Linked DNA regions of Homo sapiens: region 1 is linked to region 2. The links are chromatin contacts, found by Hi-C or POLR2A ChIA-PET in ENCODE. All regions are on one chromosome and are shown on one strand. Each heading gives the region's core, a stretch centred on a gene start or an enhancer-like site at or near the end of the contact. The rest is flanking DNA. Distances are from core to core; before and after follow the strand shown.

Region 1 (4,976 bases), core at 682-3,181, 280 kb before region 2:
CTGACCTCAGGTGATCTGCCTGCCTCAGCCTCCCAAAATGCTGGAATTATAGGCATGGGCCACTGCACCCAGACCCAAGGAGCCAATTTTCCTTAGTACTTCCCGTTCACTCAGTAGTGAGCACATGGGCTCAAGCCACTCCACAAGTCAGTCAATATTGCAAACCATATATAATAGTATACTTAATCCACATGTAAATGTTATAAACATTCCACAACAAACAAAGTAGCATTTAACATCAAGAGAAAAAGAGATAGGAGAAAGGGTTAAGGAACCAGTTCCAGGGTAAGGAAGAAGACAAAAGGAATCCTGGTCTGGGCTTGAGGGTCTTGCAGAGTCTTTGAGGGGCAGAGCCTTGGGAGGCAGATGCAGAGTTCTTATGAACGGCAGTGGGATGGTTGTCAGTTAAGGCTGCTGGGCTGCTGTTTTGTAGTCACAGAGTGCTCTGGTGAGAAATGGTAGAGGAACAGTGTGCTTCTTTGTGTCCTTATGTGGTTGGACGCAGTCTTTATTTATTTTTTTTTTTATTTTTTGAGACAGAGTCTTGCTCTGTCGCCCAGGCTGGGGTGCAGTGGTGTGATTTTGGCTCACTGCAACCTATGCCTCCCGGGTTCAAGCGATTCTTGTGCCTCAGCCTCCTGAGTAGCTGAGATTATAGGCACGGTGCCACCACGCCCAGCTAATTTTTGTATTTTTAGTAGACACGGGGTTTCACTATATTGGCCAGGCTGGTCTCGAACTCCTGACCTCGTGATCCACCCACCTCAGCCTCCCAACGTGCTGGGATTACAGGCATGAGCCACAGCGCCTGACCTTCTATTTTTTATTAAACAAAACATCTTGCCCTTGTTGGCAAAGCACCCTATGAAATATAAAATGAAGTCTTTTTCTAAGATGGAGTTAGTTATGTCAAGGGTGCGCAGTACTGTGCCATAAGCTCTCCCCCGGCTGCCCAGAGAGAAAACCTAAGGGCCTCTTAAAGACACCATCACAGCAGTTCAGCGGGGAGCAGGCAGGAATGGTTTCGGATCTAGTGGTGGTGAGAAGTAGACAGAGATCAGAGAAAGTTATAGGAGGTGAAAGTGGGAGGACCTTGGTTACAGACTGCCGGTGAAGAGGGACAAGGACAACCCGCAGGTCTCCGCTAGTCAGGTGGAAGGAAAGGAGGGGGCAGTGCCCTTCGCAGAGGCACAGGAAGCTGGGTCTTGATCACGCTGAACTCCAGACGCTCTCTAGATGTGCACGCATGTGCGTGTGGAGTGTGTGTGTGTGTGTGTGTGAGAGAGAGAGATGTGTTGGGGTGGGGGGACTGCAGGTCAGGAAGTCCTGCAGATGTGCGTGCCTGTGTGTGTTTGCGCGCGCGCGCGCGTGTGTGTGTGTCTGTGTGTGTGCCTGGAGCTGCGCTTGCAGGTCTGAGAGTCCTCTGAGAATGGGTTGGGGGAGGCGGGTGCAGGACCGAGGCCTGGAACAGCCAACAAAGAGGCCCTGGAGGAGGGTGGGGCTGGCCGGGGACAGGAGGGGTGGCCAAGAAAGTCGCAAGAAAACTCCGGCCCCCAAGAAAAAGAGAGGGCATGGGTTGCGGAGCCGACATCACGGCCGGGGTCTTTGCTGTTTAGACGCCTGGGTTCCCGGATCCCAGACACGCGCACGGGCAGGAAGTTAGACCGGAGACAGCGAGTATAGACAGCCCTTCTGGATAGGGGCAGACGGGTGGGAGCTCCGAAGGGGTGCCGGGGCGGTGATCGGGAGGTCTCCAGCGGCCCGAACCAGGGTGAAGAAGAAGGTGGAGTCTGCGGAGGCCCCAGGCCGGGGAGGGGGCGGGTCGGGCCCAGCATCCCCCGCAGCCGGGGTCCGAGGGGGAGGGGCGGGCTGGAGGAGCGGGTGGGGGCGGGGCGGGGCGTGGCGGCGGGGGATGCGCCCCTGCGCGAGCCAGTGTCGCCTGCCCTCCTTCCGCACAGCCCGGGTTTCCGCTTCCCTCCGGGCGCGAGAAGAGGGGAGCCAGGCCGAGCCCCGGCCCTACCGCCGCCGCCGCCATGTGGCCCCCAGACCCCGACCCCGACCCGGACCCCGAGCCTGCCGGCGGCTCCCGTCCCGGCCCCGCGGTCCCCGGGCTCCGCGCCCTGCTGCCGGCGCGGGCTTTCCTCTGCTCTCTCAAAGGCCGCCTCCTGCTGGCCGAGTCGGTGAGTGCGGCGGGACCCTCGGCCGCCCCGCTAGGACTGCGCGGCTCCTTTCGGAGGAGGACGTCGGGGCGCGGGTGGGGTCCGGGGGCGGCCGCCGTGCTCCGATACCCCCTCTCCGCGCCGCCTCGGCCGACTTCTCTCGGGCGCCTGGCGAAGTTGGGTCGAGGTCCCCAAACTTTGGACGGCGGGGCGGGGCCCGAGCCCAGGCCATCCGCGGCGCTGTCCCCGCGAGTCCAGAGCTGGGGGCCGTGGGAAGTGGGTGGGGCCCGGGGATGTGGGTCCTGCTGTGTGAGCCAGGCGCCCCCGCCCTCTCTGGGCCCCGGGGACTCGGGCAACTCGGACCTCCGGGACTCCCGGGCCGCAGCGGGGTCCGCTTTCCTGCGAGCGGGTAGTGCGGGCCGGGGCCTCGACCTGCGGGGCCGAGCCGGCGGGGGGCCGTGCGGAGCGGGAGGGATCCCCCACCCCCGGGACTGGGTGAGGCGGCCCCGCGGTGACTTCATCGCCCTCCTCCCCTCCGCGGCCGGGCTCCTTCCTACTCCGCCCTCGCCCCCACCCCGGCCGGTGGGGCTTCTTTGTCCTCTGGACACCGGAGGCGCCCGCACTGTCCGCTGTGGGGTAGGGGTGGCGCTGGGCCGTTGGGGATGGGGAGGGAGAGGCCGGGCCGGAGACCGGGGGAGGCGGGAGGAGAGAGCGGCGCACGGCGGCGGCCACTTGTTGCTTAGATCCCAGGAACTTGGCGCTTCCTGCCCTTGTCCCCACTTTACAGATGAGAGCGCTCAGGCGCCTGATTTGACAGGTGGCTCAACTGAGGGGCCCAGTGAGAGCGGCCAGGAGGGTGGGGGCAGGAGGAAGGGGGATTCTGCTCCGGGACCTCTCCCTGGTCACTCAGGGCAGAGGGCAGAAGGTGGTCCTGCAGCCTCTCCCACGGTCAGCCCAGAGGCCACCTGCCCAACGCCCAAGTGAGACACCAATGCCACACTCCGAGCCCACACTCCCAGCCCCACCCTGGAGACCACTGGGAGCCACTTGAGGGGAGAAGCCTCGAATCCACCGTCCCCAGAGTGGCTTGAACCCCCCCATCCCCACCCAAGACCACCTCATAAGAGGGAGGCATATGTCCAGCAGGAGCATAGAGGCCACCCTGGGCCCAGCAGATGTCAGGAATCCAGGTCAGGGAGGATAAGGAAGGGTGAACGGTCAGCACTCAGGGTTCACAGGAGCCGCTGAGGGCACTCCTGCCTCCCTAGTCCCCTCACTCCCACCCCCAGGCCAAGCAAGTGCAGAGGCTGAGATGGACAGAAACAGAGAGAGGAAGTGGCCCCAGAAATCGCGGGATGAAAAAACAGGAATTGAGAGGGGAATCCCCAGAATTAGGCTTTGGGGTGCAGGCATAGGAGACAGGAAGGGGAGGGCCAGAGCTGGGTCAGTCCCATGGAAGGCCTTCCTGGGAGGCCCCAGCAGCCTCCCAGCCCGTCTCTATGCCTTAGTCTATCTTTCCAAAGGGGGCTCAGCTGCACCCAAGGCCATGTGCAGAGCAAATGGGGGTGCTCTGGGGACCCCCTGGGATCCCTGCAGTTCATTTGTCTGAAGCAGCCACAGTGCTTCCTGTGGGGCATCTGGGTGTCCCCATGGGGACTCCTGCACCCACTAGAAACTACTCAGCCATAGACATGTTCAAACGCAGCCACAGTGACAGAAACCAGGGACAGATGGCCTCCCCAACACCCACAGGGCCAAGTTGCTTAAGAACTCTACCTGGGCCGGGCGTGGTGGCTCATGCCTGTAATCCCAACACTTTAGGAGGCCGAGGTGGGTGGATCACCTGAGGTCAGGAATTCGAGACCAGCCTGGCCAGCATGGTGAAACCCTGTCTCTACTAAAAATAAAAAAATTAGCTGGGTTTGGTGGCGGGCGCCTGTAATCCCAGCTACTCGGGAAGGCTGAGGCAGGAGAATCACTTGAACCCCGGAGGTGGAGGTTGCAGTGAACTGAGATCGTGCCACTGCACTCCAGCCTGGGAGACGGAGCAAGACTCCATCTCTGGGGCGGAGGTAAGATAACTCTATCTGGGGGGTCAGCCAGCCCTGGGTTCAAATTCTAGTAGCCTCTGATTAGCCATGTGACAGAGTCTTCTCATCTGTCAAGTGGGGCTGTGCTCATGGGTGGATGTGAGGGTCAGAGGAGATGCCCGTGAGCCTCAGGGTACCAGGCACTGTGGAGCCCCAGGCTGGCCAACAGGTCACCTTGGCCTGCTCTGCAGCGTACCTGGGCTGCAGGACTGCCCAGGGCTCAACATCCTCCTGCATCAGCTCTTCCCACCTACAGAGTTGTGGGCAAGACCACAGTGAACATTTTGATTCTTGTAGTTCAAGTACAGCTGGCCCCACCTTTCACAGCTGGCCCTGTATGAATAAGGCAGCAGGGCCTGAGGTGTCAGTGCCAACGCACCCTCTGTTAGATGTTCCTTTCTTATCATTATGAAAATTTGCAAATACATTAAAACTCCAAAAGATTTTTTTGCTTTATCTATCTGTCCATCAAGGCATTTTATCTTTTAACACAAAATAAATTGCAGACATCAGGACATTTCAACTCTGAACACTTCAGGACGCATATCATTAAGGTTCAAGGTTTTTTCTTTTCAAGGTGAAATCTACATTCAGTGACGAGCACACGTCTTTGGTGTTGGGTGTTACTTTTTGGAAACTGGTTCCTGCCTCGCTTTGATTTCCCTCCGCAGGGCACTGAGTGGAGTGCATGTGCTTGGAAGGCTGGGGCTTTCTGACTAGGTCCTGT
Region 2 (4,623 bases), core at 1,184-3,683:
TATATAGGGTGACTGAACTGGTTATAGCCTTGAAATGAAAGTTCCAATGCACATAAAATCCTCCAGGGTGCATTTTTACTTTGGAAGTGGGTGTGTGTGGTAACTTAGAAAAACTCAGTGGTTTCAGGCTTGGTGGAATGATGTAATTTTTCTCAGGAAAGTGGCGGGGGCCGCCATCTGTGTGTCTCAGCAGTCAGCCCAGGGCCTGACACATTGTGGGCACCCATAACACCTGCAGATTGAATAATTAAACACTGCTGCCTCTGTCCGGAAGGGTAACCCGTTGTGACCCTATATGACCTGTCTGCTGGGGGGAGGGAAGAAGTGTGCTTTTGCATTCTCTTGCACTCATTTATTAGAAACCCTTAGACTTTTTTTTAGTTTGGGTCTGAAACAGTCCTCTTAATATGCAGGAAGAGAGATATTGCCAGTCCTGACTTTGAACTTCTGGAAAGGGCTAAGGGTGAGTGGAACTATAAATATACAAGGGCAAGTCTGACATGAGCAGTTTTATTGTGACCACGTCCTTGGGTCCAGGAGGCTGGCCAGGCTGCCCAGGTAAGCCAGGGTGTCTTCCTTCTGGAAAACCACACTCTCAGGGCTCCAAGTGGCTTTTTCTGGTTGTCTCCCATTTTTCTCTGTCTCCAGGGAAGGACTCCATCTGACTTACCATAGTTACAAGAGTTCTGTGAAAATAATTTATAAGGAAGCAGGTCATCACTGGAATGCCACAATGTTAGGACCAGAAGGGACGGAGGGATTATCTGGTGTCGGGGTTCGCTGTCTCTCTCAACCTACCAGCCGCCAGCCGTGCTGAGTTAATTGTCAGTAGCAGGCCAATATAATGGTCAGTTCAAAGCTTAATGGTTTGTGGGAAACCACTAAAGACTTTAGGGCAGGAGGCCGGGCGCGGTGGCTCACGCCTGTAATCCCAGCACTTTGGGAGGCGGAGGCGGGCGGATCACGAGGTCAGGAGATCGAGACCATCCCGGCTAAAACGGTGAAACCCCGTCTCTACTAAAAATACAAAAAATTAGCCGGGCGTAGTGGCGGGCGCCTGTAGTCCCAGCTACTTGGGAGGCTGAGGCAGGGGAATGGCGTGAACCCGGGAGGCGGAGCTTGCAGTGAGCCGAGATCCCGCCACTGCACTCCAGCCTGGGCGACAGAGCGAGACTCCGTCTCAAAAAAAAAAAAAAAAAAAAAAAAAAAAGACTTTAGGGCAGGAATTTGAGGGTTTTTTTGGTTTGTTTTTGTTTCTGTTTTTGTTTTTTTTGAGACAGACTCTCACTCTGTCTCCCAGGCTGGCGTGCAGTGGCATGATCTCACCTCAGTGCAACTTCCACCTCCCTGGTTCAAATGATTCTCATGCCTCAGCCTCCCAGGTAGCTGGGACTACAGGCGCGCACCACCACTCCCAGCTAATTTTTGTATTTTTAGTAGAGACGGTTTCGTGATGTTGGCCAGGCTGGTCTCAAACTCCTGACCTCAGGAGATCCCCCCGCCTCGGCCTCCCAAAGTGCTGGGATTACAGGCAGGAGCCACCGCACTCGGCCTTGGAATTTGAGTTTTAGAAGTGTCATTCTGCCAGGCGTGATGGCTCACGTCTGTAATCCCAGCACTTTGGGGAGGCTGAGGTGGGAGGATTGCTTGAGCCCGGCAGTTTGAGACCAGCCTGGGCAACATAGAAAGACCTTGTCTCTACCCACCAACCACGAGAAAAGGTGGGAGGGGCGTCATTCTGGCTGCTCTGCTCTGTGGTTAGGACCAAGTCAAAGGTGGAGGAGGGAAAACCGTAAAATCAAGTGAGAGGCTTGGAATAGGGTGGCTGCGTCGCCGGATGGATGAGTGGAGAGAGATTTAGGAGATAGGATTTACAGCATTAGATAACTGGAAAGAGAGGGTGAGGGAGAGGAAGGAGTCAAGATGCCTCCCAGGGTTTTGGCTTGGGTCTCTGGGCAGATGGTGGGGCCATTACTGGGTTAGGAGAGAAGAGAAAAAGCAAGTTTGGCAGAAAGCTGAGTTTGGGGTAAGTTATGTTTGAGGCGCCTGGGGGCCTCCAGAGGCAGGTGTCCAGGTGGCTGGACATCAGGGTGTGGCGCTCAAGAGAGGGTTCTGGAGTGGTCGACACCGAAGTGGAGAGGAAGCAGTGAGGTGTTCTAACAACGGTGAGGAATTGGGGAGGCCGCTGGGTTCGGGGTATGCAGAGTGTAGCGGCCACGTAGCTGGCGATCTCAGGCACGTGACTGCCTGGTCCTGTGGCCCCGCGCTCGAACACTTTCAGCACCCAGGCAGGGGGTAAGGGGCGGTGTTGCCCCCTCCCGGGTCCCGCCTTTCTGCCCGCCTCTCATCCTCTTTAGCCATTGGGCAATACCTCTGTCCATCAAGGGCCCGCCTCCGCAATTGAGCCAACCAGGGCTGGCGGGAGGGCGCTTCCTTCTGGAGCTGGGTCCTGACTAGGGACCGCCTGGGTGAGGTGAGGACCTGGTGGCCGCAGTTGTGGCACTGTGCGCAGGCGCTGAACTGACCGGACGGAGCGGGCGGCTGTGGCCTCGCCAGCTGGTGAGAAGCGGGCGAGGGTCCGAGGTAGGGAAGGTAACGAGCGGGGGATGTGGACACCTCTTTCCCCGCCAGGCCTCGCCGGCGCCTGACCCTCCCGGCCTGCGGCACCGGCTCAGGTGACTGGGCGGAGGGAGAGCTGAGGTGAGGGGGCGGGTCCGCGGCGGAGAGGGACCAGCTGGGCCTACGACCACGGTCACCCCACTCACGTGCGCGCGCCACGTGGGCCCGCGGGCTCGCCGAGGACCCTTGGCTGCCTACCGGGGCACCCCACTAGCTGCTCTGGCCTATCGAGCACCCCTTGGAGCTCTGTGTCCCGACTGCACGCCCCTGTTTTACAGGCTGGCAAGCCGGGGCTCAGAGGCACCAAGCGGGTCGCCCGGGGGCACCCAGCTGGGGTACGGCCGTGCCGGGGTTCTAGGGAGATCGGTTTTGGTGGGCTCCGGAGTCCATGCACTTAGCGATGAGGCTGAAGTCAGAGATTTGAACTTGGGACCTGTCTGTTTTCTTTAAGGATGCAAGAGGGTTTGCGTCCTGGCTGCGGTGTATCACCCTGCACCGCTGCCTGCCTTGACTGCAGGGCCGGAGCGTCAGGCGCCCTCTGCTCCCGGACAGACCGCCCCCGCACCGACTTCTGCGGGGTGGGCTGGCAGGGGGTGGGGGAGTGAAGGGACGGTCCTCAGTCCTGGGAACTCTTGAGGTCCCGACAAATGATCTCGAGATCCCGAGGGCAGGATTCATACATGAAAAGCTCATTATAATGGGTCAAGGTTTTGTTCTGTTTTTTTTTTTTTAATTTAATTTAATTTAATTTAATTTAATTTAATTTATTATATTCCAAGGAAAAGTACCACCAGGGCTAGTGAAGGGACTAGGAAACTCGTCACCCCCTTGAGGAGGCAGATGTGAAGCTTTTGGAAATCAGTTTGGCAATGAGTCTACACCCTTGGACCTACTGACTCCTTGTTTGGGAAATAACTAGGATAAAACCTAAGTAGAGAAAAGGTTACTGCATAAAGCAGTACAGTTTGGTGGGGTTTTGTTGTTGTTGTTGTTTTTAAAGAGACAGATCTGGCTCTGTCGCCCAGGCTGGAGTGCAGTGGTGTGATCATAGCTCACTGCAGTCTTGAAATCTTGGGCTCAAGCGATCCTCCCACCTCAGCCTCTTGAGTAGCTGGGACTACAGGCACTTACCACCATGCCCAGCTAATCTAAAAATTTTTGTAGAGATGGGGCACTTGCTGTATCACCCAGGGTGGTCTTAAACTCCCTAGCCTCAAGTGATCCTCTTGCCTTGGCCTCCCAAAATGCTGAGATTATAGGCATGAGCCACTGTGCCCAGTCCAGTTTGGTATTTTATATTAATAAATAGCAAGTAGTAGAAACAACCTCTAAATTTCCAGCCGTAAAGAATAGTTAAGTAAGTTGTGATTATTTATGTCAAAATGTAGCCATCAGATGTGAAAAAATACTCTTATCAGGAAAGCCAGATTCAAAGTTGGGGTTACAACTCTACAAAAATACGTACAGAATGACTGTGCGCAGTAGCTCCCACCTGTAATCTCAGCACTTTGGGAGGCCAAGGGCGGAAGATCGCTTGAGCCTAGGAGTTTGAGACCAGCCTGGAAAACACGGGGAGACCCTGTCTATTAGCTGGGCCTGGCGGCACATGCCTGTAGTCCCAGCTATGTAGGAGGCTGAGGCAGGAGGATCCCTTGAGGCCAGAAGGGCAAGGCTGCAGTGAGCCACGATCTTACCATTGCACTCTAGCCTGGGGACAGAGCCAGGCTCCATCTCAAAAACAAAACAAAACAAAAAAAAACCAAACAAAAAATACCCAGAATGACTTAGAGGGGTATATACCTAATGATGAAAATAATAGCTACTTTTTTTTTTTTAGCAGAAGCGTCATATTTTATTAAATTCTCACAAAACCTTCTAAGACTAATATTCCCATTCCACCAATAGATAACTGGAGTGTTACCTCATCAGCAGTGTGTCTGATGCTACACAAGATAGTATCACAGCTAGTGTGCTATTGGGCCTCTGAAAATGTCATATTTAGCC

The links. Hi-C counts contacts between places; a loop is a spot of excess contacts on that map. ChIA-PET counts read pairs that join two places held with the same protein, here RNA polymerase II (POLR2A). Pooled maps may share reads with other maps.
Region 1: a loop to region 2 is called in a map of natural killer cell, with 4 times the contacts of the local background. The contact joins the promoter of CMTM3 here to the promoter of PDP2 in region 2. A Hi-C loop is called at or near these places in 18 of 168 maps with a recorded cell type or tissue (B cell, CD8-positive, alpha-beta T cell, Calu3 and 14 more), 17 of 37 single-sample maps with no recorded cell type and 18 of 50 pooled maps. POLR2A ChIA-PET finds 5 or more read pairs at or near these places in 8 of 52 experiments (BJ, H1, PC-9 and 5 more).

What each region holds. Positions count from the first base shown.
Region 1 is chr16:66,602,773-66,607,748 of GRCh38, forward strand. CMTM3 (CKLF like MARVEL transmembrane domain containing 3) reads left to right here and starts at 1,932. Exons shown (of 5, transcript NM_181553.4): 1 at 1,932-2,180. The coding sequence starts at 2,034. It also overlaps a transcript of CMTM4 not described here. RefSeq lists silencers at 1,817-2,656, 2,717-2,936.
Region 2 is chr16:66,878,082-66,882,704 of GRCh38, forward strand. It overlaps PDP2 (pyruvate dehydrogenase phosphatase catalytic subunit 2), which reads left to right and starts at 2,434. Exons shown (of 2, transcript NM_020786.4): 1 at 2,434-2,559. RefSeq lists enhancers at 2,148-2,227, 2,476-3,248 and a silencer at 2,708-2,887.